Regions from separate parts of the Mus musculus genome. Here regions 1, 2, 3, 4, 5 and 6 are each linked to region 7. Evidence: chromatin loops called from intact Hi-C (ENCODE). Cell type or tissue: heart. All regions are shown on one strand.

What was found. Hi-C counts contacts between places; a loop is a spot of excess contacts. Peaks named below come from ENCODE experiments on the same cell type or tissue, not always from the same donor. Only the 100,000 strongest peaks of a DNase experiment are listed, where the experiment ranks them.
Region 1: it touches region 7 in a loop (2.0-fold over the local background); 3 of 42 quality-filtered maps call a loop at or near these places.
Region 2: it touches region 7 in a loop (2.2-fold over the local background); 2 of 42 quality-filtered maps call a loop at or near these places.
Region 3: it touches region 7 in a loop (3-fold over the local background); 4 of 42 quality-filtered maps call a loop at or near these places.
Region 4: a loop joins it to region 7, with 2.3 times the contacts of the local background. A loop is called at or near these places in 5 of 42 quality-filtered maps.
Region 5: it touches region 7 in a loop (4-fold over the local background); 2 of 42 quality-filtered maps call a loop at or near these places.
Region 6: it touches region 7 in a loop (2.3-fold over the local background); 5 of 42 quality-filtered maps call a loop at or near these places.

The regions. Positions count from the first base shown.
Region 1 is chr5:39,923,240-39,927,239 of GRCm38, reverse strand. No RefSeq gene overlaps it. Among named protein-coding and RNA genes, the nearest start is that of Gm35191, 60 kb to the left of the region's middle. In heart, no CTCF peak of the experiment used is centred here; no DNase peak of the experiment used is centred here.
Region 2 is chr5:39,435,675-39,439,674 of GRCm38, reverse strand. No RefSeq gene overlaps it. Among named protein-coding and RNA genes, the nearest start is that of Gm25377, 83 kb to the left of the region's middle. In heart, no CTCF peak of the experiment used is centred here; a DNase peak (open chromatin) is centred at 1,674.
Region 3 is chr5:40,043,043-40,047,042 of GRCm38, reverse strand. No RefSeq gene overlaps it. Among named protein-coding and RNA genes, the nearest start is that of Gm35191, 59 kb to the right of the region's middle. In heart, no CTCF peak of the experiment used is centred here; no DNase peak of the experiment used is centred here.
Region 4 is chr5:39,637,577-39,641,576 of GRCm38, reverse strand. All of the region lies in intron 1 of Hs3st1 (heparan sulfate (glucosamine) 3-O-sulfotransferase 1), which reads left to right. Among named protein-coding and RNA genes, the nearest start is that of Hs3st1, 5.1 kb to the left of the region's middle. In heart, a CTCF peak has its summit at 1,902 (motif pointing right); no DNase peak of the experiment used is centred here.
Region 5 is chr5:39,958,927-39,962,926 of GRCm38, reverse strand. No RefSeq gene overlaps it. Among named protein-coding and RNA genes, the nearest start is that of Gm35191, 25 kb to the left of the region's middle. In heart, a CTCF peak has its summit at 1,738 (motif pointing right); no DNase peak of the experiment used is centred here.
Region 6 is chr5:39,755,485-39,759,484 of GRCm38, reverse strand. No RefSeq gene overlaps it. Among named protein-coding and RNA genes, the nearest start is that of Hs3st1, 110 kb to the right of the region's middle. In heart, no CTCF peak of the experiment used is centred here; no DNase peak of the experiment used is centred here.
Region 7 is chr5:39,830,283-39,834,282 of GRCm38, reverse strand. No RefSeq gene overlaps it. Among named protein-coding and RNA genes, the nearest start is that of Gm35191, 150 kb to the left of the region's middle. In heart, no CTCF peak of the experiment used is centred here; a DNase peak (open chromatin) is centred at 1,502.

The DNA of each region.
Region 1 (4,000 bases), 93 kb before region 7:
TACTTCAGACTCTGTGAGCCTGTATGGCCTCTACTTAGTTGATATAGTGGGTCATGTTTGCTTGATGTCCTCAGTTACCTAAGACTCTTTCAATCTTCCCTACCCCCATTTTTGGGGGGTTCCCTAATGTCATAGGGGAGGGAGACCTCTAATTTATACTCTCTCTTTCCATACTGTCTGATGTGGGTCTCTGCACCCACCCCCATCTTTTGCCAGAAGATACCTCTCTAGTGACAGTTGGACAAGAAACCAACATATGTTGAGTATAGCAGGATAATTTTTCTGGAATCATTTCATTAATTTTTTTGTGCAGGAGGGCAGCACCAGTTTTATTTGCTTAAATTCTAGGTCTCTAGGCTGTCCAGACTCTGGTTGGTAGACATTCAGGCAGTATAGGGTATGGGCTTCCTCTTGTGGGATGGGCCTCAAGTTAGTCCAAATATTGGTTGGCCACTCCCATAAATTCTATCCCACTATTGCCCCAGCACATCCTGTGGGAAGATCAGATTGTAGGATAAGAGTTTTGGGGCTGAGTTGTTGTCCAAATACCTCTTTTCATATTCTTCAGAGTACCTTTACATGCCAAAGAGACTAGAGTGTAGGTTTGAAAACTCCATGCAAGCACCAACTTGTCCTTGCTACAGTCTACATTCAATGGACTGTGTGAATGTTGCTCTTAGTAATGAAGCCCCACTGTCAGTTTTCAGAGAACAACTTTTTTGTCCTAACATTAGCCTGCGTTGTTTAGGGATCTCCACAGTACCCCCTGTCCTACAATTTAAGCAAACGCAACCCAGTCACTGGAACCCTGGCCTGGCTACAAATGATGGCCAGTTCTGAGTCTGTATCCTCCATTACATGGAATCATCACCATGATCACCTTCATACATTTCACTGTCCTTTCATGTCTCCCTACTCGATCTATTTCTGCAAGCACTCTCTACCCCTTTCCCTCCATGAATCTTTCCTATGCCTGTCCCTACCTATACCCAGTCTATCCACAATATTTATTCTATTTTCCCTTCTCAGGGAGGTTCAGGTGTACCCTTAAACCACTCTTCTTTACCTAAACTCTCTGAGTCTTTGGATTGTTTAGTTAACAGATAAAATCCACTTACAAGTGAATACCTAGGATATTTGTCTTTCTGAGTCTTAGTAACCTCATTTACAATTGTTCGTTCCAAGTTGCAGTCATTTGCATAAAATTTCATGATGTCATTATTTTTGGTAGCTGAGAAATACCTCATTGTGTAATTACCACATTTAATTCATCTATTCTTTAGTTAAGAGATATTCAGGTTGATTTTAATTTCTGACTATTATGAATAAAAAAAACCACAATGAACATATTTCAGCAAGTGCCAAGTGTCCATGTGGTAGGATTGGTGTGTCCTTTGGGTATATGACCAAGAGTAGTGCCCTGGGTCTTGAGGTAGACTACTTCTCAATATTCTGAGAAATTGAAATATTGAGTTTCATAATGGCTCTACAAGTTTGCATTCCCACCAGGAACGGAAGAGTATTCCCCTTGCTCCACATCCTTGCCATCATTTGCTGCCACTAGTGTTACTGATAGTAGTTTTTACATTTTTCTGATAGTTAACGATATTACACATTTCTTTAAATGTATCTTAGCCATTTTAGATTCCTTTGTTGAGAATTTTGTTTAGATCTTTACCCAATTTTAATTGGATTATTTGTTTATTTAACATCTAACTTCTTGAGTTCTTTATATATTTTGGGTATTCAACATGAATTGGATGTGGAGTTGGTTAAAATAGTTTTCCGTTCTGTAGGCTGCCCCTTTGTCCAATTGACATTATCACTTATGTTAAAGTACTTTTCAGTTTCATGAGGTTCCATTTATTTAACATTGATCTTAGTGCTTGCACTTTTGCTGTTATTGTTTTTTTTTTCAATGTTATCCTACAGTTCTGTATATTAGAATTAGAAAATACAAACAGTTAAACGTCTGATAATCAGGGATTTCACTTCTTATTTTCAAATATTAATTTTTTGCAGGGTTATCAAAATAAAAAAGATATATATGACAGCACTCAACTATTGGGAGAACATTATACAAACTTCTTATTTAGGACCGGTAGAATCAAATACAAACTCTGGATGTTGTTGAAGCTCTAGAAGGAGTTAACTACAGGAATATAAGCAAATGCATCCTGTATTGGTCAGTTCTTGCTCCACTAAAAACCACAGAAAAGAGTGCTAATGCACATAGAGCATAGGTGGTACCTTAGCTGGCTAATTGTCTAGAAAAGACAGATTGCAGTACAACATAAGAGATTTGATAAGATCTAGTTTAGTGGAGGTTAAGACCATAGTAGCAAAGTTCCTTCTGAGTTTGACCTTTGAATTTCTGGTCAAGCAGTGTTGACAAGAATTTCTTGTTAAGTTGTGGGAGAACACACACAAACACACACAGAGAGACACACACAAACAGAAAGAGAGAGAAAAGAAAAGAAGGGAAGGGAAGGGATGAAAGCAAAGGGAGGGAAGAGGAGGGGAGGGGAGGGGAGGAGGGGAGGGGAGAGGAGAGAGAAGAGAAGAGAAGAGAAGAGAAGAGAAGAGAAGAGAAGAGAAGAGAAGAGAAGAGAAGAGAAGAGAAGAGAAGATATTTGTTCTTATTTAAGCTTTAGGCCTGTCTATTTCCATGTATATACAGAAACATGAATCATATATTAATACACAGGGATAGAAGATAGACACTAAAAGGAAAAAATCCCTCATGTGTCCAAAACCTGTATATTATCTTTTCTCTGGATACATAGAAAGAACAATTCACAAAAGCATACACACATGTATTTCATCTTGATCTACCTTGAAGCTTTCTGTTAAAAAAAATGAAATAACTTCAGAGATCATCTTTCCCAAGCCTTGGTGAAACCAGAGAAAACAGCAGCATTTGTGCTTCCAAGTTATTGTGTATCAGTACTGTCATTTCATGACTATTTGTGCATACTCCCTGTGACTTGTTCTTGCTCAAGAGGAGAAGAACTCTTTGGTCCTCAATAGCTAAACCCTTTTGAAAATGAGAGATAAAAGATAATGTTCTCAGTTCCTGTCAGTTTTATCATTAGATAAGGAACCCTCATCAGCTAAGATTATTTGAGCATCTTAAAGACAAAGTGAAAATGCAGAGTTTTATCATTTGGGAAATGATTTCATATTCTGTTTTTTTAATAAGCAAAAGAAAGTCTCTGGTGCATGACTGCTCTTTCAGCAGGAAAGAAGTGGTGATTTTGCTCAAGCTAAAAATAGAGGGTTTTTAAAAAGTCACATTATTTATAAATAGCACTGCTTCAATGAATGCATGTTTGGTCAGAAGGAGCAGTTCAAACAAAAGCATAAACTAAAAATATATCTACTTAACTGGCTTATCAAGCCTATGTAAAAGATTTATTGCTATGGCATATAGATAAATGTACAATAGAAAGATAATGAAGAATTGTCCATAGTACTGGGAATGGGAACATGTGTCCTTATTGTTCATTTATTTGGCAGATCAGGGGCCTGAAGTTTAGAGAAGAAGTTGTGTGAACTACGAAAAGTGTGTGTCAAAATAGGACTCTATTTCTGACCAGCTACTTTCACCCATGGTTTCACTTCCTGCAGCCATTCTGACAGTCAAGGAAATTTCTATGTATCCAGCAGTGTCCCTTTTCCTAGATGATCCTAAACTCAACTGGATAAAGAAGAAAGAGGGACAGTGAACACTGAAAGAGACTTGGGAAGAAACATCTTAACAGTTCAGTTGATTAAGAAACTCAATTTATCGAACTTAGGAACTTAGTCTGCACAGGTGAGAGTGTGCACCACAGAAGCAGACAGCTTCTGGGACAGGCGGAGCCACAGAGCCGCTGAGGCAGCACCCTTTTTGGGCCACAGACATCCAGCCACCTTCCCGACCAGAGGACAGGTGTCCGCCTGGCTCAGAAGCCCTCAGCCTCAGGAGCAGCGGGCGCCACCTTGGTTCCGGGACTCA
Region 2 (4,000 bases), 390 kb after region 7:
TAAGGATAATTTTATCTGGACAATTCATTTAGGGGTAGATAGGATGATTTCACTGGAGAATTCATTGAAATATATGAATGCTTCCAAAACATATCCTCTAGTTCCTAATACTGAAGGATGCTGAGCTGCAGGCCTGAACAAATATTCCTAACCCACAGAAGAAGGAGATGGACACACTCTCAAAGACAAACTCTTTCTAATGGTTCAGGAAATAATTAACCCGAAGAGCAAAAGGACACACGCAGAGACTGAAACTGAAGTAAATTTGATGCATTTGTTAGTATTACAAAGTAGCTCCAGGAATCCATCAGATATTTCAAGCTGGTGCAGGAGACAGAAGATACTGCGGGGTTTGGATTTTCATGATTTCTCATCTTTGCTGTCACCCTAAAACTTGATGAAATGGAATAATTCCAGGTATATTAGCGTCAAGACACAACAAAGTCCCTGTGAGAGACAGGTAAAAAGCATCTTCGGGCAGGGGGCTTTAGAGGCCTCCAAGTGCTAATTGCAGGTGTGAGGAATCAGGGGCTCAGTGACAGGAGACAAATAAGGGCCATGGAGATAGCCATTTTCCACCTCACAGTCTCTGTATTTCTAAAAGCAATCACACACACACACACACACACACACACACACACACACACACACACACACACACACCTGTCACATAAAGCTATTCACAAACTCTGAGTGATGATTTACTCCACAGGGGCTACATCCTGGGGAATTTTATGCACAAAGTGAAATGGCTCTTGCCTGAGGGAGCACCCTTTTCATCTAATTCATTGGTTTTATGAGGAAATTGAAAAAAAAAACTTGTATAGGAACATTCTCAGAGGCAAGTTCACAAAAATATTCTATGCAAAGGACAAAAGAGCCATATTTATAAGCAGCCACCATGGAATAAGTGTGCATTATTTCATTAAGATCTCTTAATGCACTCATTAGCTGGGGTATTACTGTAGTCTCACCTTAAAAATTAGGATTGAAGATTTAGGATAATTTTATAATTAGTTCAAATCAATACAACAAAGAGGCTAATTTCTATTTTGTCCAACCCAAAGCAGAAGTTAACTTGTATCGTAGTGTGACATTAAACCCCAGGGAGATCTATAGAAGCCAACTTTGTTTTGTCCACTGTCCTTCACATACATTGTCTGATTTGTTCTGAGACATAGGCCGTTTCTGACTCAGAGGTAAGATCAGCAGCATTGCTGGATGGGGTTACTGAATCACTCAAAATGTAGTGTATAGAAAAGAGCTAAACTCTGAGACATGAAGAAGCAAAAGCTAGGGTCAAAATGTTATAGTCAGACGACAGAAAAGATAAAGCCAAGACAGGAATAAAACCCAGGGATGGGTGGGATGGTTTCCTATTCTCTTCTGTGTTTGTTTAGAGTACAATGTAGAAAAAAAATGTGTCCAGAAGACTTAAATTGCACAACCTCAGAGCTCCACCCAACATTGTCTGTATAAAATCCAGGTCCTTCCTTGGAAAGAAATAGAGATTACTTTCCCATATCAACCCGTCTAATAAGACTAATTAGTAGAGCCAGGCTTCCACAGCTTCATGGATCATGCTTTGCACCGGGACTTGGCTGAGTTGTTTATTATCAAGAGGAAATGGATCAAAAGCAGAGAACATCATTTTATGCAGCAGTGGGATAATATTTACATTGGTCGAAGATCAAGTGCCTGGCCTCCTGGCACTTATCCACACACTTCCTCTCAGGAAGCCATTACAATGCTGAGTGCTGCAGGGAGGCCACTTCGGGCAGTTCCTCTATCAAACACATTGCTGTGTTTTTGACAAAAGGTTTTTGATGAATCCCATGTACTGCTTATTTCTCCTTAAACACACTTTTTGGACTAAGTCCTTTGAGGAAAAGTGATATGAAAGCCTATGATGACCCATAGTTTTTCACCCTGAAGGATCTTTATTTGTTCTAGCTCAATACAAAAGTAGGTGTAACCACTGATCTCTGAGTGCAAGGGTCAAGGGTGTTGCTGTATCCCAGTGCCTAATCAGCTACAGAGGACAATGTTATTACTTGTTAATGGATGTGTAACTACTGGTTAATGACTGCATGCAGAAGACAATGTAGGTACTGGTAAATAGATGCAACTACTGGTTAATGAATGGATGCAGAGAGCAATGTAGGTATTGGTTAATGGATGTAACTATTGGTTAACAGATGGATGCAAATAGTGACATGCTTTCAATAGGTAGAGTCCTGTTTATTCTTTCTTGTAGAAAGCAAAGAAAGAAGCTAGCTGTGGTGTACGAACCCTAATCTCAGCACTTGGGAGGTAAAGTGTAAATATTAAGAACTTTTGGCCAACATGACCTATATAACAATTATAGATAAAGAAGACTATAAAACACATTGAATATCTACTTTGTGTTGTGTCTTATTACAAGGACACAACATATGTAGTTTCTGGGGTTCCCTATCATAGAATAGAAAGAAGACCTTCTATAGACTAAAGACCATCAATCAGCAAATGTCAGAGTGGAGATTTAGATTCACTTCATTCTAGCACTAAAGGCTTGATGGTGTTTGGTTTCCTTTGGCTTTCTCACTATATCTATAGCATCGCTAAAATTTTTGAAATTTACAAAGCACAAAAGTGTGCTGGAAAATGTGAATGTTAAAACAGACAACTAAATTTAGATTGATAAATTTAGATTAAATTTAATGATATAATATAGAGCAACAAAATCACCAATATAGGAATTCCTTGTAGTAATCGGTGAAGACTCAATGTTGGTTATATATAAACCAATGTAATATAATTTTCATGGTTGCCCTGGACAACAGTCCTTCTAAATCCTGCTAGAGTAGGCTCAGCCTTCTGACTGTCTCATGACAGATCTCTTAGATCCTAGACAGTTTATTCTGTGTGACCTGAAATCAATCAGACATTCTTCCATTTATTTAGTTTTCCAGCCCTTAATGAAAGCAAACTCCTCTACTATACTCTGGATTTGCAAAGCTTCTAAGCCTTGGTGCCATGGTCCTTCTCTCCAGGGCTTTCATAGGAAAGTGACAGGGCCATAACCAATTGGAAGTTCCACTCTTACAGGGGACTCATCCATCAGCACCCAGACTTTCCGCAAGTACACAACTATACTGTCATGGAAGGGAAACTGATACATGGAAAAAAAATGGATATGACCAGAGTCTTAGACCAGGCAAAAGTAGGCAAACATTTGAATCCACTACCCCAGGATACAAACAGCTGTTCTGCAGAGAACAATCAAGAAGAATAAACATATCTATCAATTTTTGCTGATACACCTGAGCCCCACTATGTCAAGATGATCTCATGTGGCACTTGCGGATAATTTGTTCTGTTCTCAGGGACCCTGGAGTATGTTGAAAATGGAAGATAGAATGCAAGGCCAATGGGATATCTGACTCATCGATGTGCTGTTAACATTGGTTCAGCAGCAGGAATGAGTGGAAAGATATTGCAAATAGGGCCCAGATGTAAATGCAGCTTGCAAATATATCAGAGGAGACAAGGACATCAAAGGATGTCATCAAAAGATGTCATCCATCAAAGGCTGGAGAGCTCTGTCTGGGAACATATAAGGATCTCCCCAAGAGACAACCTAATCATCAGCATGTTAGCCCTGAGAAGTACACATAGTTCAAAACCATGACTCTTAGAGCCTTGTGCTTTGCTCATTTCTTTCCAGTTTTGGGGGGAGGGAGAATGCCAGCTAGGCCACTTTATTCTCAAAGAGATTAAGGGTTTTTCTAGTTATCAGGTAGAAAGATAGATGGGCTATTGTGGATATTCTCTAACTTGCTTCCAGTGAGTGATGTTTTGTTAAACAGTCTTTTGTTAAGCACTATTTTGTTAAAGACTAACCAAGCAAGACATAGTAAACTTTGATAAACTTTGCTTCATCCACTCATTGAATGTTAACATAGAGATATGAGAAATTTCTGAGAAATTGACTAGCCATGTTGTCTTAGTCAGGGTT
Region 3 (4,000 bases), 210 kb before region 7:
TCCTACCCCAGAAGCCTTGAAATGTGGAGGGTCCACAGCTACAGAGGAAGTTTTTCTACATAGACCATCAGGTCAACTATGAATAAAGTTTTCTGTTTACATATTTCTTTTGCTATCTATACTTAAATTTCTCTTTTCATATTAGTGCACTACTTAGGACTTCCAGTCCAATGTTGAGGAGAAATAGTGATGGGGATAGTCATGTGTTCCTCTACCTTGGAAGGGAGAACCGAGTTTGTCACTATTATATATGTGTATTAAAGGAGATTGTATCTGTAGTACTTTAATTGATGATTGTGTGTCTACTAAAGACAGTTGTTCCTCTTTCTTAATTTTATGAGAATTGTGATCGTGAGTATGTCTCAGGATTTGTCACTTGCTCCTCCTCAATTAGCAAATGCAGTTTCTTTTCTTTGAAACCTATTGATTTATTTTCAGCTTAAAGAGCTAGGGTGATGGTCATTTGGTAATGATGATATATGAAGTGGAGAGTTACTGCCTTTTATTTTGAGTGTTTGGCCCTATGCTTAGGAAAGACACCACTCTGATTTTGCACTTTAGTGTTGTCTTTGCCTGGTTTTGGTCTAGTTCAGTTTTCAGACAGAAATTATGGTTGATTTTTTCCACAAATATTTGTTATGATTTACTATGGATAAAATATCTGTCTAGTCCTTATGCTTTCAGGAAAGAGTTAATTATTTCTTTAATTTTTAATAAAATAATATTTGGTTCATGTTTTTATACATCATTAAATTTGTGGAATGCTATAGAATTTTCCATAGCATTCTGTTTATCTTTTAATAGCTATGAGCTCAGTAGCAAAGTATTTCCTTATTTTAAATATTAGTAAGTAGGATCTTTGATATTTTTCAACAAAACTCCTTTTTATCTTATTAATTGTTTCTATTGATTCTGTATTTTTATTTCACTGATTTCTCTTCTAATTTTCATTTACTTTCTTATAGCTGCTTAAGACTACTTTCTCCTTTATTTAGCTTTGCTTTTAAGTCTTAGTTCAAAAGAAATAATCTAGGGGTAGAGCCATCCATAGTAGATTGCAAGTTAATGCTGCATCTTCCAGCACAATGATCTGTTTTGTAAGCATTGCAAACCAAAATCTAAGGTTACCAGGACACTTCCTGCCTGTTTATGCAGTTGCCACCTATACATTTTTTGGCATGTGGTCCAGTGTAACTCTAATAAAGTTTTCTTTCTTAGTATAGTGGCTTCTCTATGGTATTAGTTGGTCTCTGATTATAGGAAATGCCACATTAGCATTTACCTTGCATTGGTAATACTTGGCAGCATGTGACTCTAAGTGGAGGGTTAATAAATATATTCTCAATGATGCCAAGTTATGAACTAAAGACAGAAAAAGAAAAAGAAAGAGCAAGTCTTTCCAAGTAGCAATATAAAATCTCCTTCCTTACTATATTTCTAGAGGAAACGAAGATGAAGGATAATGAGGAAAGCAGATTATGACAGCAAACACAGAAACGTTTCCTCTCCCAGAATCACAGGAAACCTCTGAAGGGATGATAAGGATCAGATTTTTGCCCCTGCCAAAGAGTAATAAACAGGGTGAAATGTAACGACGGTGTGATAAGGTCTCTCCCACTATGATCCACCCTTGGTTTGCCGAAAAGAATGTGGTCCTAAAGCCCATATCTATTTTATTAGGAATGAGAGATAAACTTCTAGGGGTGAAATACAACTACACATAAAATCAATGGCTTTTGAAGAGTACCAAAAGTTTATTTTGTAATTTAAGTGAGCCCTTTCCTGAAGGAGAAACTAAGTTATTTTATTTTGGTATATACACACAGGAGTAAATAGACAATTCCCATTCACTGAGTCATTGTTTCTCCCAAATGGAAAACATCTCTTTATATGTTATAGTTTATTTAATCAGCCTTTGACTTTTCTTCCTGAGGGCAACTAAAATAAACTGTCCAAGCGATTATCTCCCTGTGAGTATTGGAGATAAACAGGAAATATTGTAGCTCATCAGATTCAGTTTATCAGAACATCACATGGCATAATATTAGTTGGACCAGAACTTATTAACATTTCCATTCACTCACAAATATTTGAGAAATACCTACTCGGTGTCAGGCTCTAGGTTATGATCCCACTTTCAGCATGAGTGCTGAGTCCACAGGTGCGTAGATCCCCCCCGCTGAATATGGGATTGAATTCAGCACTGAATACATGCTTAGCACATGAGTAACATTTCTGGTCATTTGTTTTATGTGTTTGGAAAGAGTCTCACTGATGTTTCCTATGATTGAATGTTTAGTTCTCACAAATGCCGAGACATGTATGTGCTCCTAAGCCAGCTCCAAGGCTGTTTAAGTATTAGTTATATTATTTGGGTACAAAGCAAAGCAATAGCTGTAGAGTCTCAGTATGAAGAGGATTTAATACTATTAGTTCATTTCCTAGCCCCCAAATCAGACAACTTCCAATGCATATAATTACAGTTCCAACAAACCCGAAACCCTTTCTTGTCTCCATTGGCGCCCTCATACACATGGAACACACAATCCCACACAGGCACCCACACATATAAATAAAATAAATATATTTTTTAAACAACCATGATATGTGATGCTCTTCATTCCCTCAAAGATAAAAGATATTTAAACATGACATATTCAAAACTGGCCCAGGTTATCCCTTAGTGAATGTGAGATAAAACTTTTCTTTCTTATGCTACTTGGCAAACATTTATTGTATGAGTAAGCAGGCCCAAAGTAAATAGGTTTTGAGTAGTGTTGTGGAATATTGAAATCATATGCAAGATAAAATATGGTGCACCATCAAGGGAATTTGTTGTTTCAGAAAATTGAAATATGATCCCGCATGAACTATTGAAGAAATTAGTACATACTCTCTGTGTAAACATTAAAGAAGCATTAAAGAGAGGTAAGCATTAAAGAAACCTAAAGATAATCATATTTGGCAGTAAAATAAAGCTGATATTGATATGGATCTCACTGGGTCAGGTTTACAGAATGCTAGAAAATAACTTTGAGGATGTAAAGACATGGAAGGGAGATGAGGTTCAGCATGCAAGAAGGGATTAAGGAGGGATTAAGATGACTGGGTAAACATAGAAGAGTCTCAATGTTGGTGGGTTTCCTGTCCATGACTGGCCATTTGGTACTAGAGTTCTCAGGGTGCAGAGGATCTGGGGAGGAGGATCTTGGCCTGTAACATGATTTCTGAGAAGCCAGTTCTCTATCAGGAAATAGATGCCTAACTGGCTTTATTGAGACATAGCCTTTGTCTCTTTGGAGTTGAATAGGCTCAAGCCTGACTGGGTAGAGAGAGGCCCCATTTGTTCTGTGATCTGAGAGCTGTCAGGGGTATGGACTTTGCTCTACCGTTTCTCATCTGGCTTGGAAACCCACATGTCCATTGAGATTCACCTGAGGTTACATTCCATACACAGTCGCCAAACCTGGATGCTATTGTGGATGCCGGAAGTGCTTGCAGACAGGAGCCTGATAGGGCTATTTCCTGAGAGGCTCTGTCAGAGCCTGAAAACTACATAGGTGTACTGGCTAGTTTTGTGCCAACTTGACACAGCTGGAGTTATCACAGAGAAAGGAGCTTCAGTTGAGGAAATGCCTCCATGAGATCCAACTCTAAGGCATTTTCTCAATTAGTGGTCAAGGGGGAAAGGCCTCTTGTGGGTGGGACCATCTCTGGGCTGGTAGTCTTGGGTTCTATAAGAGAGCAGGCTGAGCAAGCCAGGAGAGGCAAGCCAGTAAAGAACATCCTTCCATGACCTCTGCATCAGCTTCTGCTCCCTGACCTGCCTGAGTTCCAGTCCTGACTTCCTTTGGTGATAAATAGCAGCATGGAAGTGTAAGCCGAATAAATCCTTTCCTCCCCAACTTGCTTCTTGGTCATGATGTTTGTGCAGGAATAGAAACCCTGACTAAGACAATAGGCAAATGATTTCAGCCAAATATTGGACTGAGTGTAGGGC
Region 4 (4,000 bases), 190 kb after region 7:
GACTCCCTTTCTTAAACAAGAAAGCAAGAGACTGAAGGCTGTGATGAGGCCAGCCTCTGTCCCCATGACCTTAGGCCCACTGTTTCCTCTCTCTTCGTCTCCTAGTCTTTCCTGTAGATTAGTGACTGGAGAATGATTAAGAGGAAATGATAAAATACACCTAAAAGACATTTTGCTGACTACAAAACACTTGTGAAATTTTGATTATTTAATTTGCCTTTCTGGCTTTTATATTTTATATCTACTTAATGTTCATGTTAATTGTAATTGGGGTGTGCCTGCATCGGAGTTCATCACAGCCACTAAACCTAAAATGAGGGCAGATTTAAATAAGTTTCATCTTATGTGCACTCTCCATGAGTTACGTCATCTCTGAGCCTCACTGTTTCTAAGAATTACAATTTCCAGGATCAGCGTTAACTTTTAGAGTTGTTTTTTCATCTTTGTCTGTTTTCAGACAGGGTCATATATCCTGGGCTGACCTCCAAGTTGCTCTGTAGCTAAAGATGACCTTGGACATCATCTGGCTCTCCCGCTCCTAATTTCAAGTGCTGGGATTATAGACATAAACTATAGCATCCAGTTATTTTAGTGCTGTGGTTCAAACCAGTGTGCTAGGCAAGTACTCTACTAATGGACCTACATCCCTTGTCTTTTAAAGTGTTTTGCTGTAGTTTTACTTTTAAGTTTAGTGTGTACATATGTCTTAAGTAGATATATTTGTAGGGAAGGACAATATTGCTTAATCAAAAACAGAGAAAAGTTAGAAGACAGTGACTCAGCTGGGGGAGAGTGAAGCATAACCAGTTTTGTGGTCTCTCTTGTCTAAGTTGGTCATCTGCACAAAGTGTTTGCCTTTCTATCTTTCATTTTTCTCTTTTTTCAGAATTTGTCCCTAGAGCCTAGTTCAGTATCAAACACTTAATGCATTTTCCAAGATGGGTTTGGAAAAGTGAATGAATGATTGAACGGAATCTTCACAGCTATTCAAAAGAGCAGATGGTATAATTTCTATTTTAACAATTGCGAATCTGCAGATTAGGAAACGTTGTCAGTTTTCTGAAGGTACAGAGGATTCCAGATTGAAATTCAGATCTATGTGTTCTCATTACAGACTTCAGTACTGTTTTGGGGGGGGGGGGGCTCTCCCTCCATCACCACTCAAAGTCCCACTAAGTGTCTGGAAGGTACCCAGCAACCAAATATCATTTTTTTCTATATAGAATCTCCACTGTCTTGGTCAGAGAGATGCTCCTAGTTGGAGGTAGAGTTTCTTTTCCTAGTTTGTATCTTGTAGCCCTGAACTCAGTTAAATGATCCCACCAGGGAATTGGAATCTGGAGGGAGAAGTGTAAGGACACAGAAACTGTAGAGTGTTTATCATCAACTTGGGTCATGGATCAAGTGGCTGGCGTCAGCAGCAGCATCCAAGTCTCAGGATGTGCTCCCAGCGGAGCTATTCCTTGGGTACCATCTTGACATGATCCCTGGAGTCTGGTCCCCTTCATTCCTTCTCATTTTCCAAGCCTGGATTTTCGGCATCTCCCTAGATCCTAGAGGCATCACCGAGTCTTCAGACAGCTTACTTTTTGTGTCTGCGTTAAGCAGCATCTTAAGCAGCTGATGCAAACAGCCTCCACAATCCATCTTCAGGACTGCCTCTGGCATGAAGCCTTCTCAGCTCCCTCCACCCACAGGGAATTAAGTCCATAGCTTTTGCAGGCCGTTAGAATAATATTTACTGGGCCATAGTTTGTCAATAGTTATGTGCTACCGGGAGAGGACTAGAAAAATGAATACATTATTCTTTGAAGGAAAGGCTTAAACATAACAGAAATAGATCCCAAAGGACATCTTTCCTAATTTTTTTTTTCTTTCCTTCCGCATACTGCCTGCTTTTTGGTAACATTCCAGCAGGGGGCGCAAATGACAGTACCTTCAGCTGCCAGACAAGAAGCAGCCTGCATAGGACTGAAACATGGGTCTACAGCTCAGATCCAACACTCTGTTGCTAGTGAAACCTATGACCTAACCTTGCCAGGGTTTGTTTAATGTTTAATATAAATGACAGGTTAACAGTTTTATGTAAAATTTACAGACATCGGTTTCTAGCAGCCTATTCAACATGTCTAAATAACACACGTGAGTGTGCAGAGCGTTTTCCTATAAAGGGACCTCGGAGCTCTCCCACAGACCTGCAGACTATTGGCTTCTGAGTGCTTGGGATAGACGGAAGCTTTGCTTGGAATGTGACTCTCACGAAAGATCTTACCTGTAAGGCCACAACAGGAATGTGGGGAAAGGGGTATGGATGCTATAGTCACTTCCTTCCTCGTGATCTGCTTCAGCCAGTTCGGGATGTCACTGGTCTTTATCTCTGCAAGCAGTTTTAGAATCCCATTTACACCTTTAACTCATTTGCTGAGTTCCAACCCCGCTCTACTGACTGTTCTTCCTGCCAGTGACACAGTGGGGAATAAAACAGATGGAAGCCCTCACCACTGTGCACATCTAGTAGAAGACAAAGCGGGAGAACTAATGAAAATCCCTCCTGCTTAGACTGGTATATGCTAAGGATGGAAACAAAAATCAGGGAAGTGTGAGATGAAAAGTCAGGGTTGCTGGTAAGTTGAGGGGCCTAAGGCAGTTAGCCTGGGCTCTAGTTCAGTGTGACCATGTCAAGTTTCATGATCTGACACAAAATGGTTTTCAGTGTGGGAATATGGAGTTTTGATTGGACTCCGAAATTTCAAATTAATCTCTGATATTTCTCTGTAGGCCTAACTTGTTTTAATTGATGGGTAGGCATGCTGAACACAAGCCTTGCACCAGACCTTGTATTAGGTATAGTGATGGACCACCAAACCAATCAATGATATTACAGACCAAGGTGGAAGGCATCAGTGTCACAAGGGATTGGATCACCAGATCTCTGGAGGGGCTTAGGGAAGATGTCCTTGTGGAGAATTCCTGCTCAGAACACTGGTACCCAGTGCCTTTTTAATTGAACAGTGAATGTGCATACATTTGTGCCAGAAATAACTTGCCTGTGTACCTTCCCACTTCTTTTCCTTGCCTGGATTCCCTCCTTATTGACAATTTCTTTGACTGACACTAACTTTTCTTAAAAAGTATTATTGCATTGACTCTTGAGAGCAAAGTTTTTAGTTTTAGTTTTGTTTTTTTTTTTCTTTCAAAGTATGAAGGATGATTGTACCCTTAGAGGCCATCTTCCAAATCTACCCAGCTTTTCTTGATAGACAGTTGTCCAGGAGATGAGAAAATATTTTGAGTTCCCGATGAACTTCCAGGCAGTCAGATAAACTAGCAAGGTTGTGTGTCAAAGGTGGGAAGTGTTTTTAGCTGTCCTCAGTGGGCTTATCTCAGAGATAAGCCTCGTTCGTCACAGTTCCCTTTTTTCAAATCTTTTGGTCTTTCTTAAGACAATTGTGTGGCCCCTGAGTGTGCTTAGCTATCGTCATCCTGCTACTTGACTGACTCACTTGCTTACTATGCTGAACTCCCCCACAAGGAGACAAGGAGATACGCTCCATGAGAGCGAAGACCTGGAGGTGTATGTTTGCTTCAGTTTCTAGAACACCGTGTCTGTTCCTAAGTACTAGCTCAAAAGAGAAACCCTGAGAGTCTTCATCAGAGAAAATGGGGGGTGGGGAAGGCTCTTCATGGGGGGGAGAAATATTTAAAGAGAGAGGGAGGTATCAGAAAAAAAGGGATAAGAATAAAGCATAGTCAGAATTGGTGTGGATCCATTTATTGAGAACCCAATAAATTATTTGGGGTCTACAAAGTATAAATTCAGCTGAGTCCTTTGGCAGGAGCTCATTGTTGAGGCGATCTTAGACACACAAACCCTCTGACTCAGAAAGAATGTGGTAATGATAAGGTCTGGCTTTGGCAGCTGGCAATAATACCAGCTGTCTCCCCCCACCCCTCTCCACCCCCCTCACCCCTGCCTAACCTACCCATCCACCCTCCGTAG
Region 5 (4,000 bases), 130 kb before region 7:
AGTCAAGAACCGTCAAGACTCAAGAATTCAGAGACCAAAGTAAGTCTTACATCTGGGCTCCTTATTTCCAGCAAGAGTTTGACTTGACATTGCTGGTTACGGCTTTGAGAGACCTGATTCCAAACGTTTATTTTCTCTTACCGTTTTTATACCCATGAATCCTGGAGCAGCTTCCAGGGACACTTTTAATTCATATAAAACATATAACTATATATTTTATAATTTTGCCTAAATTGTTAGTAATATTGCAGCCGTTTGACCGTAACTGCTTGTTCCATTGGATGACATGTTATGAATGATTTCCCATTTTCCCATTCCAGTAAATAGAGCTCTTTGCTGTTATTTTTAGTGACTGCCTTTTGTACCATTGTATGGTGTTAAATAAATTTCTCCACTCCTCCTGGCTTATTTTTCAATGTTAAAGATATTTAATGTTTGGGTTTTAACCAGAACCAAATATGCAGCTGTGGTGGCTATGAGCAACTAAACTTCGCAAAAAACAAAACAAAATAAACAACAACAACAAAAAAAAAACCTTTTATCATCTTTTATCACCCCTACTTTATTTCGTTTAAGACAGCATTTTAGAGTTGAGCATAAATGGCAATGTTTTAGAATTACTTTAAAATGGTGTGAAATGTTTTATAAGGACTTCGGAAGAGGCAAAAGGTGCAAAGGAATATGTGACTCAAGATGACTTCCCCACTCCCTGGAAAACGTACGTGTTATTAAATACATGAAAATATCCACATCTCATATTCTCTCTAATCTCTAGTTATCTTTACTCACTAAGACACAGAGGTATATTCATCTGAGACATTGGTCAGATTAGCTTCAAAGATTCGTCAGAAAAGTGCATTGTTTGATACTAATCAGGTAGCAAACCTCAATGTCTCAGTGACAATCCCTTCCCCTCCCCCCATTAGCCTAGTTCTCCCTAGAAAAGAATACAAAAGAAAACAAAACAGGAAACAAACACACAAAAGCCTACTCCTACACCATATATTTAAGGCACATAACAAATCATATAAATGGGGTGCATTAAAGCTAACAAACAAGATGTTATTGGTAATTATATAATGCACTTGTACAATCAACATTACCCTCATAAAACTGAGACACATGGACTATCTAAATGCATGACTTTTCAAATAAAAAGCTAAGAAGTGATTGCTGAAGCGGTTTATTTTCTGAGCTGAGAAAATTATTTGGGACAAATATCAAAATTCTCCTCCCTGTCTGTTTTTTCTGTCTACATGCTTACATGATTTTGCAAGTTTGTTCTATGGTTTTAGACACTTATCCTAACTGGGTAGGATCAATTGCTTATGTTTTCATAGTTGTTGTGGCTATTAAATGACTTCCACAGACATGTTTCTAGGTAGTATTTATTTATTCTTCAAATTCAAAACTCTTAAATATATGTTTACACCTTAAATAATTATTATGGGCAATATATAAGCCAGTGGTTTTCAATCGTCCTAATGCTGTGAACCTCATGTTGTGGTGACCCCCAGCCATAAAATTATTTCCATTGCTACTTCGTAAGTGTAATTTTGATACTTTATGCATTATAATATAAATATCATATATGGAGGATATCTGATATGGGAGCCTCTGAAAAGGTGTGCTCAACTCCTAAAGGGATCACGGGACCCACAGGTTGAGAACTCCTGACCGAAGAAGTATTTTCATGCAACAAAGGAAAAGCAAAAGGGTAGTTTGTAGGTTTCACCACTAGAGGGAGTGCCGACCAAGATTTTGAGCCTATAACCTGTGTGACTTTCTGAAGAAGGAAGTTTATTTCCTTAAGTCTGAAAGAAATTGGGAAGCTTATGTCTGCTCCACAAAAGCCTTCCTTTGATTTGTTTTTAAATATTGATTGAATTTTAACATCTATCAGAAACTTTAGGTGCTTCCCCTGTGGCCATCCGTTCAGAACTCCATTCTCTCTTTCTATAACCCTCATGACTTACCTCTGGTCACTAATTCACTGTGATATAGAACAATCACCTGGTGGTGTTTCTGGGTTTCCATTGTTATGCTATGAGGTTATGAAGGTTAATAGGGATATAATCAATTCACTTTTTCTAGCAGAAAGTTGATACTTGGTTAGTGCTCAGAGGATAATAAAAGAAATGAAGAATGAATGGGGAAAAGGTGATGTGATGGAACGTGAAATAACTCAAAAGAAACTTGTTTTTAGGATGAAATATTGGCATAAGACGTGGACTTTTCTGACTAGGGTCTTGATAACGTTGAAGATTAAAAAAAAGGATTGGGGAAAATAAAGAAGTAGTAGCAATTTTCGTTTCTTTTTGATTTTTCATAACATGAAAGTGTTGGCTACCTACTATGCTTTGACCATCCCTGGCCAAACTGAGGCTCCAATACAACAAAGAGCAGCTTACCAATTCCTTTGTTATGGAAATAGAGGGATGTTCGATGGACTGCTTTATAATGTTGCTTTCACATGACATCTCTTCTACCTGGGATCTATATGAGCGAGCTGATGACTGTTTTGTTGGGCAACCATCAGGTACTTTCATGGGGGGAAGTTCCTCCTAGCACATTACCTTGTGGTTCTTGTTTGATTCCTGTTTAGATTGCATCTGTTTGGAAATCTCTGTTCCTAGCAACCTGAGCTGTGTTCTCACTGGTGTGTCAGGAAATCCTAGGCTGGATAGTCTCTTTGGCAGATAAAGTATGCAAATTCAGTACACAACCACAACAGGAATTAAGCTCCTGGCATTTTCCTTACAGACCCAAAGCAAGAAGACTCCTTTCAGCTGGAGGCTTGTCTCCCTAATGGGTCAGCTGCAACATGATCGAGTGAAGGACCAGCATTACCTCCTCCAATTTGGTTTATGATGAAAAAGCCATAACAAATGAGTTCACCCCCTTTCTTTTCTCTCTTCTTCCTCTTCTTCTCCTCCTCTTCCTCCTCCTCCTCCTCCTCCTCCTCCTCCTCCTCCTCCTCCTCCTCCTCCTCCTTCTTCTTTAATTTAAAGACACTTTTTGGATCATTGTGTATAAGATTCTTGATCCCACTGTGCAGGAGAGTTAGCCCTTCATGTCACATCTCATCAACTGCTATCTATGTCCCTGCAGTCAGATAACTGCTCAGTTAAAATGTTGTAGTGAATAAGTCTGAAGAGAAGACACCCGGATGATGCCTGGCTGCAGACCTTTGCTGGGTTTGACATTCACTCATTAATTCCTTCCTTATAATATACATGGACACCTATGCATTCAATTATTATCATGTCAAAGAACCCACTTTCCTACGTCGTCACTGTGATGAGACCATGAGCTTCTTTGCCAAATGCCTTTTAGAATCCGGGTTTTATAACTAGGTCTCTATTTCTTGGTCTAATATTCCTGTCAGAAATCATAGGAATTCAGTTTACCCCAACTCACTCAGAGTGCTATTGATTGCTCACTTCTACATAAGTTCTAATTTATTCAATTATTCAATGTAAATAATTTTAAATGGATTTTCTGTGGTAAGCTGTGATATACATGTACTTTTTTCTTATTTGAAACACTAAAGTTTAATGCTTTGTCTATTTTTGTTTTTCAGATTCAACACCATTTTTTTTGTTTTGATTTTCTCCTCAGATTTTTACTTTTTTTTTTAAACTGTAAATGTCAAGGCCCAAACGTTGATGAGTTTTCCCTAATGTCAACTTCAAGACACTCTAAAATCAATATCAGAATATAATTTGTCTGTCATAGGCTGGGTTTCTGAGCTCAAGAACATTTACAAGGAATTTCTACTCTAATCCATTTCCGAGGATTTCGCTTCCTTGGGACTTTTATTTTACCTCCTAAAGATAGTCTGCCATTCTTCTCAGCTTTTCTGTGACCCACTGACACTTATTAAACAGTGTCAACTCAACTCTCTGCTTTGGGCCCTCAAATCCTTATACTGTGTACTAGACGGTTGAAGGAAGAATTTGTTTGCTCTATGGTTACCCAGGAAGATAAGGGGGGCACT
Region 6 (4,000 bases), 75 kb after region 7:
CCCCTCCCCTCATATGACCTAGCCCATAGTGAATTCTGGGAAATACAGTGGTACCAAGGGAGAGGGGCAAGAATTTACCCATATCTCCCAGTTCCAGGTTGTGAGATAAAGTAATAATTAATCTCTCAGTGCCCAACATGAACTGTGCCAGTTGCAGGGAAGTGTTCATTCTCTGTGCCATCTCTGTGACACAAACCACTACTATCTTCCGTTAGCCTGGAGAGTGTCTGCAATGAGGCCTCGTTCTAGCTGCATTTCATTGAAAGAGAAGTGAAGTGGGAACCTATATCTGAGAAGCCAGATCTCCTTCAGCTTTTGTGAAGGAAAAACCCCATTTCCTTCACTAAATAAAGGCAGATTCCTTTCTTACTAGACATTTGGCAGCTCCCCAACTGCTCACACAAAAGTACCTCTCTGTACTGCTCCTGTGTTCCTCCCACCATAGAACTTCCTTGAGCTTGAAAGTACTTCTCCCAACTTCCTGTTTTAAAAATAATAAAGTTGTCTGAGGCACAGTGAACTTGAAGTTTACCTGAGGAGCAGAGTACAGACATTGAAAAGTCAAGGGCTTCCCAAATTATAAAGTATCTCTATACAAAGACAAGAAAGAGAGGTAAGAATTCAAATTCTCCAGTTATATTTATAATATCGCAGTAATTAAATGTCCCAAGAGAAAGTAGCTGTCCCTTTAAATTTACACTTCAGAGATAGTAAAATGTCTGGTACACAGTGAGAGCACAAGGCACGAAGATTAAACAAGTGCTGGTCTCTGAGTCTCATTCTGCAAATCTGTAATGTGAATAAACTCTCAGGTAGATACTATCAGTCTAAATTTTAAGATGAAAAAGTAGAGATTCCTGGAGGCAGAGGGAGGAGGGAAAAAATGGGACCAGTTCCTTTTCTGTGACATCTGACTGCCTGGTAAGTTAGACTGACGTCCTGTACTGCAAAGGAGGTCACTCACACCTTGCAAGCATTGTGCCAGATGCCTTCTGTTGTTCACAGGTGGTAGGGAGAAGTCCTAATACCTTTAAGTAGGAGACACAAAGATAGCTTTTCAAGTCCTCTTCCTTGTTCTTTAGACCAATAGAGACAGGCATACTGACTCCCACACACCCACATGAGCACTAATCCCATTATCTACATGTACTTATCTGAGAGGCGATTAGCAATGGCTATGCTGAATTTAGTAGGCACTACTTAATGTCTGCCAGTCACTGTGATGTTACTCCTTTATTTCATTTAGCCATTATGTCAGTCTTCTGTTAGAAGAATGTCATCTCTGTTTTCAATTGTTTAGTGACTGACTTATGGCCATATGTTCCAAGGTATCCAAACAGAGCACCAATGATATTTTGGTCTTAGTGCTCTGACACATGAAGAAAGATAAACAGAATCCCATGCAAAGACACTCCTAGCTCTGAATTTTTAGAGGTTCATAGATAAGGACAAGAAAGTCACCATTTCCAATCACCCACCCTATTTCCTTCCAAATGGGTTGTCCAGCATAGAGATGCCCAGTACCATGAAAGAGGAGAGAAAACTTTCAAAGTCAAGACTTGTCTGGCCTGAAATATTAGCTCAGAACAAAGTCTCAACAAATCACCAATGTGCACAGATTATATAGCTCTTTTCTTGTTAATTCTCCCATTACTTCCTTCTTCCAACAAAAGCAAGGTAGAAAGAAAATGACATTTGGTAGATATCCATTGAAATATGGTATCTCATTTAAGCAGCCCTGAGAAAAGATAGGATTGCTCTTATTTTACATGAGAACCTACTAAGTCCCTGGGATAAACTCCATGGAGACCTTCTAACCTGTTAGTGTCTGAAAAGAATAGAAGAATATGCCACTTTGGACCCTGTGCCAGTCCCTTTATGGTTTGTGAATGTGATTAGCGTCTCTTCATAAACAAGGGTTGTCCCAAGCTATCGTTCTCGATGGCAAGAACACACTCGGACAACCGGATTCTTCTGCGGCAAGCTTTATTGCTCCTTAAGGAGAGAAGACCCAGACCCCGGAAAATGGTGCTGCTTATATAGCCCTCAGCGTGGTGTTTCAGCGCCTGATGTGGCGTGTCAGCTCCTGATTTGTTGCTCCCCATCACCTCATTACTACGCCCCGAGATGGGCAGTGACTAGGTGTGAGTTCACTCTCGCACTTGTGCACAAGGCTTGTTTACTAGTTAGGCACAGCGGAAGCCAGCGCCATCTTATAATGGCGATTGCTCGTGGCACGGCTCTCCACAAAGGGTAACTAAAATTAGGTATGGAGTAAGTGACAGTCCTGTTTGAAGATTTTTGATCAGTTTTATATTTCATTCTCACGCGATTATCACAAGCAGTTTCTGTGATTTTGTAAATAGTAAGGATGGAGATCATCACTTAGCAAACATCCTGCAGCAGGAACGGGCAGAGCTGGAGTTCAAATCCGAGCTGGGACATCAGAAGCCAGGCATTGCCACGTGCTCCCAGCAGAGTGCACAGGGCAGGGTGAGCTGGGAGGACAGCCTGCTGAACAAGACAGCTCTTACCTACACTCTCCCAGGACATCCCAGGCTCTGTGTCCCTGGAGAAAAAAAACAACAATGTGTTTGTGTGCATGTGTTTGTACATTCAAACAGCCAAATGAAATCCAACATGAATAAGTAGTGTTAAAGCCTAGATCTTTTTGATGAAGAAAGACATAGCTAATATTCAGTAGGAAATATTTTCTAGCCTGCATCAAACTTATTTTGTTACAGTTACATTGCTGAGTCCCTATGAATTTTTGGTTTTCATAATTCAGGAGTTACTCTGGAACACTCTTTGTCATTTAGATAACCTATTGACTCTATTTTTCTCAGCCTATAGGTTCAGTTCCTGAGTCCTTACATTCTTGTTGATATTAAAGGACACTGTGGAGGCTCCACTTTGCTACAGTAACCATTTTACAAGGACTGTAAAGAGATCACTGGGGGAAAAAGGAAGAAATATCTCCAAGAATGAAATCAGATGATGAGGCAGCCTTTACATGTACCTAATGTGGACGGCATCACTGGTAGATTTATTTCTGCAAATGTTTCCTAGAAAAGGTAATTGAAAGTCAGTACAGAGGGAAGCAAGGGCAAACATAATGGATCACAATAACACTCAAGCAGAAAGCAGTACCAAGCTAGTGAGAACTGGGACAGGGGTTCTCTAGATGGCAGTGGGATGTTTTAGGGGAAAGAACAAAGTAGATGGGACAGAGAGAGGGGAATCATACAAGATTGTGCCTGTTAAGTAGTGAGGTTCCTTTGGAAGCACAGGCAGTGACAATCTAATTGTTGCCCCATGGTTTGGCTAAAACTCTAGGAGGAAGTGAGACTTTGTTCTGGGTTAGGGCAACCTGAAACAGGGACTATTCAACATGTGTATAGTACAACCAAAGGCATCTTAGCAAACTCTCCCCAGAGAAGACAGAAAGAGGAAAACTCTATTGAAGGATCAGTGATGAGTTTGATCAGCTGTGTGCAACCAATTGTTCTCTCCCTCCTAGTCAGGCAAAAAAAAGTAGGACTTAATTTGTATTTGTACAAAGAAGACTCACAGTCACAGGGAGATAAGGGCTGTCACTTTTACTCACAGTAATTCTGACCTGAGGATACCCATTGAAGTTACAGGCTTTAAGATAATAATACCAGAAAAAGTTGAGGCTCTCTCTCTAATGCTGACTGAACAGTTTGCCCATAAGAAACATTTGGTTTCTTTTTTCTCCCCTCTCCCTGTGAGAAGCGGGTGTGGCCGCTGCCCCAAGATGGCGCCCGGGATGGCTGCCAGGTCTTATGACCTGCGCCTGACTTCCTCATTACCTCAGACTTAGCCACATCCCAGCTGCCTGCACTGCGCAGACGCCATGCCTCGTCAGCTCGCCTGAGGTGTCATCACTTGCTGTGAACCAATGGACTGCTGTTATGAGACTGGGGTGATTGGGAGGAGTCAGTAGGGTATTTAAGGTGTGCACCCGGGGTTGGCGGAT
Region 7 (4,000 bases):
ATATTCATTTACAACAATACTGAAGAGCTGAAATGAAAATCATTTCTTGTATAGTAACTGTGCCCATGGTAGCTGGTTGGGAGTTTGAGACTAATCTGTGACATTGGCTGTATCAGTGAACTTGAAGGGAGGGCATTTCTGTGCATAAATTCACATTACAGTGTCCATGGTGATATGGGTGTGATTACATCTCTTCGCCCTTAGAGCAACAGTAAAACTAAAAATCTCAATAACAAATGCATTTCATAAGTCATTGTGCACTTGTATGTGTGCAGAGGTTCAGAAGTATGTAAGAGAATCAAGATCCTTCTCTAATGGATGGTGTATGCTTGTGGGAGACATGGAGTATAGAAATGAATAAATATATACAACTCTCATATTTAAATATGTGCTTGAGCTACAGCAAGAGAGACAGAGATGGGTTGCAGGCAGCTTTTGTGTATGTAAAATGTCCTCAGTCTTCCACTACATACACAAAAGCTGCCTGCAACCCATCTCTGTCTCTCTTGCTGTGGCTCACAGTACATATTTAACTATGAGGGTTGTATATACTTATTAATTTCTATACTCCATGTCTCCCACAAGCATAAACCATCCATTAAAGAAACATGCACTAAAGGATTTTTTAAAAGAGACAAAATCAGAATAACTGTAGAACCAATCATATTTACACTATTAATTGCATATCAATTTACCCTGTCATATCACAGATGATCTTAAATTATCACAAATTAAATAAAAAATAAAATGTACTCTCCACCACCATAGCAGTGCTAATTATTCTGTATCATGGTGGTTTTCCTCTTTACCAAGTATATTTTATTTTGGATGGTAAGTTTTCTAGTCCTGCTGTCACTCATGGAAGAAAAGAGCAAAAGAGTTCACCAGTGCCTATCTTTTTGAAGACTGTGTTTTCAAACTTCTAATGGGAAAAACGGAAGTCTGAACGAAAGGGTCTTAACCACGTCAGGCACTACCAAATCCATTGCCATAAACTTTGGTTTCTGTAACTTTACCTTCAGACTCAGATTCATAATGTGACTGGTGAGAAAGGCTAACTAGATTTCTCTGAGATCATAATCTAGCTATGTAGACATGAAGCATGCCAAAAGGTTATAGGATATCCTTATCTTGATTGCTCAGTCCAGAATAACAGCCTGAAAAGAAGGTTAATTTATTGTGACTTTCCCTCTTTGATTTCCTTTACTGACAGAAGACTAGGAAAAGCATAGAAGAGCCTCCTCCACACAGCAAATAGCAAAGGGGTTGCAAAACAGTCCATTTTCAACAAGGATCACCAATGCTATCCACTGTGTGTGTGCAGGTTGTGTAGAATTAAACAATCCAATAAGTTGAGAACATTCACTGTTCAGGTTCACTCTGGGACACATTGAACTAGACCTGAGGATAAAGGATGGAGAGAGAGCCAAGCTCCCTGCCCTGAGGAAGCAGGGAAACTGTGGAGAATGAAAGGTACCTAGAAGAGATTTCCGTAAAGGTCATAACCGAAAGGCTGGGAAGGTAGCCAAAATAAGGAGGGTGAGGAAATGAGTCATGTAGGTAGAGGCTGGTACACAGGCTCAGAAATTGAGCTTGGTGTGCTGGGTCTCGGCTCATGTTCATCAGATGCCTACAGTCAATGTGCAGATTCAAAGGACAAATGGTGTGGCTAAAGTCTCCGTGCTGCTATTAGATTTTGTTCACTCAGCCACTTACAGAATGTCTTTGAGACCAATAGACATTCAAACCACCTTAAACTTTTTCACATGTCTGATGTACTAAAAACGAAGCAAAAAAAAAATGCTCAAATACATTGTTAAATAGCAATGACTCATTGTACAAGAAAATATAATAATACCCCTCTCATACTAATCACAAGGTGAAGTTAATAAAAATAATGAGTTCCTCCAGATAATAAGGCATAGCTTTAAATGTCCAAAATTTACTAAGCCTGTAACCTTATATACTATGGCATATATTTCACTTGGAGGTAATACAAGAGTCTAAATGTAAAGCAACTACGGAACTCGATCTTAATGATCCTTATTACAGTGCCCAAATCATCCATTAATGTAACAAGCATTCACTGAGAGAAATTTTTTAAATGCTGGGAATGGTGGAAAAAAAATGTTTGCACCCTTGCCTCATTGGTCTTGATATCAGCACATCTAAGGCAAACCTTAAAGACAGAGTAATTCTACTGTTTGGTATTATGCTAAGTGTCTTCAGTGCAAAACAAGTCTTATAGGACTCGATTTCTCTAGTTATAAAGAGAGTGAGAAAGTACACCTTTCAGTAGAACCTGAAAACTCAAGGCTAAAGGCTGAAGTGCTGTTGCTGCCTCAGAGGAAAAGGAGGGTTGCTGGGAAACAACAGCAGAGCTAGGAGCCTCTCTCAAACCCCACCAGAGGCCCGGGAAGAAGAGAGAAAGGGAAATGGCCAAAGTTTCTGCAGGCCTCTTGCTCAGAGACTCCAGAAGCAGAGGGTGTGGAGCAGCCCCTTCGTATCGCATAATGTCACACGTGAGAAATCTCTAGGACCCAGAAGGGTTAACACGTTCCTGCACAACTGACTTAGCTGGTTCTGCTGGAATCCTGAGAAGGACATTTGCATTTGGGGGAGTCCTGCGAATGAATGCTTGCATTTCCAGAAATGCAGGTCAACTGAGTCAGATAGGTTTTTCCACCAGCCAAGAAATGCCCTGTTCTGGGCCAGTATCTCTCACCTAAGTGTTAGAACACATGTGGAGGGAATCACCGTGAACCTTCTGGAATGGAGAAAGTAAAGGAAACCAGAGTTGAATGGGTTGCCCAGTGAGTCATGTTATCCAAAAACAAAACCTGGGAAGGAGCGGGTTTTGAAGAAGAAATGAGGAAGGAAGGGCTCCTTACTTCCTAGAACAGGTTACACAATGCAGGACAAGGGTGTGTTCCCATGATGTAGAGCACTTTTTATGAAGTAGAGAATTTTTTTCTCTCAAATACAGTAAGCTACTGTCCAGGAGGAAATCAGAAAATCTTGTGTTTCTTTCTCTGTGAACATTTCGAGTGTGTGTATTGTGTGTATCTTTGTGTGTTAGTGGGTATCTGTATGTGCATTTCTGTGTGTATGTGCATGTGTATGTCTGTGTGTGTGTGAGTATGTGTCTGTATGTCTGTCTGTCTCTGTGTATGTGTATGTCCATATGTCTGTCTGTGTGTATGTGTATATGTGTCTGAATGTATGTCTCTCTGTGTGTCTTTGTGTGTGTATGTCTGTATGTCTGTATGTATGTCTGTGTGTGTGTATGTCTGTATGTATGTCTCTCTGTGTCTGTGTGTGTGTGTATGTTTGTATGTTTATGTGTGTATGTATGTCTCACTGTGTGTATGTGTATTTCTGTGTGTATGTGTGTGTATGTCTCTCTGTGCATGTATATTTCTGTGTGTATGTATGTGTCTGTCTGTCTGTATGCCTGTCTGTCTGTATGTATGTATGTATGTGTGTGTCTGTCTGTCTGTCTGTATATGTGTGTGTGTGTGCCTGTATCTATGTGTTTGTATGTATATCTCTATGTATGTCTGTATGTATGTCTATATTATATGTGTGTGTGTGTGTATGTTTGTATGTATGTGTGTATGTATGTCTCTCTGTGTGTCTGTGTGTGTGTATGTCTGTGTGTGTGTGTATGTGTATTGACATCAGTTGTCTTCTTCCTTCCTCCATTGTTCACCACCTTCACTCCTTCAGTTTTTGGGACTTGATCCCTATCTGAAACTGGAGCCTCCTCATTTTCTATGCTGTCTAGGCAGCGATTTCAAGGTATTTGCCTGTCTTTACTTCTTCCACACCAGTTTGCAGCAAGTCTGTTTGTACATTTTGCTGGGGTTTTGGTTTGTTTGTTTGTTTGTTTGTTTGTTTTTATATGGATGCTAAGAGTCAAAACTCTAGGCCTCATAATTATCAACTGAGTCTTCATCCCCCCTGGCCCATCCTGAATAAGTTAATGAGTTTTCCTTCC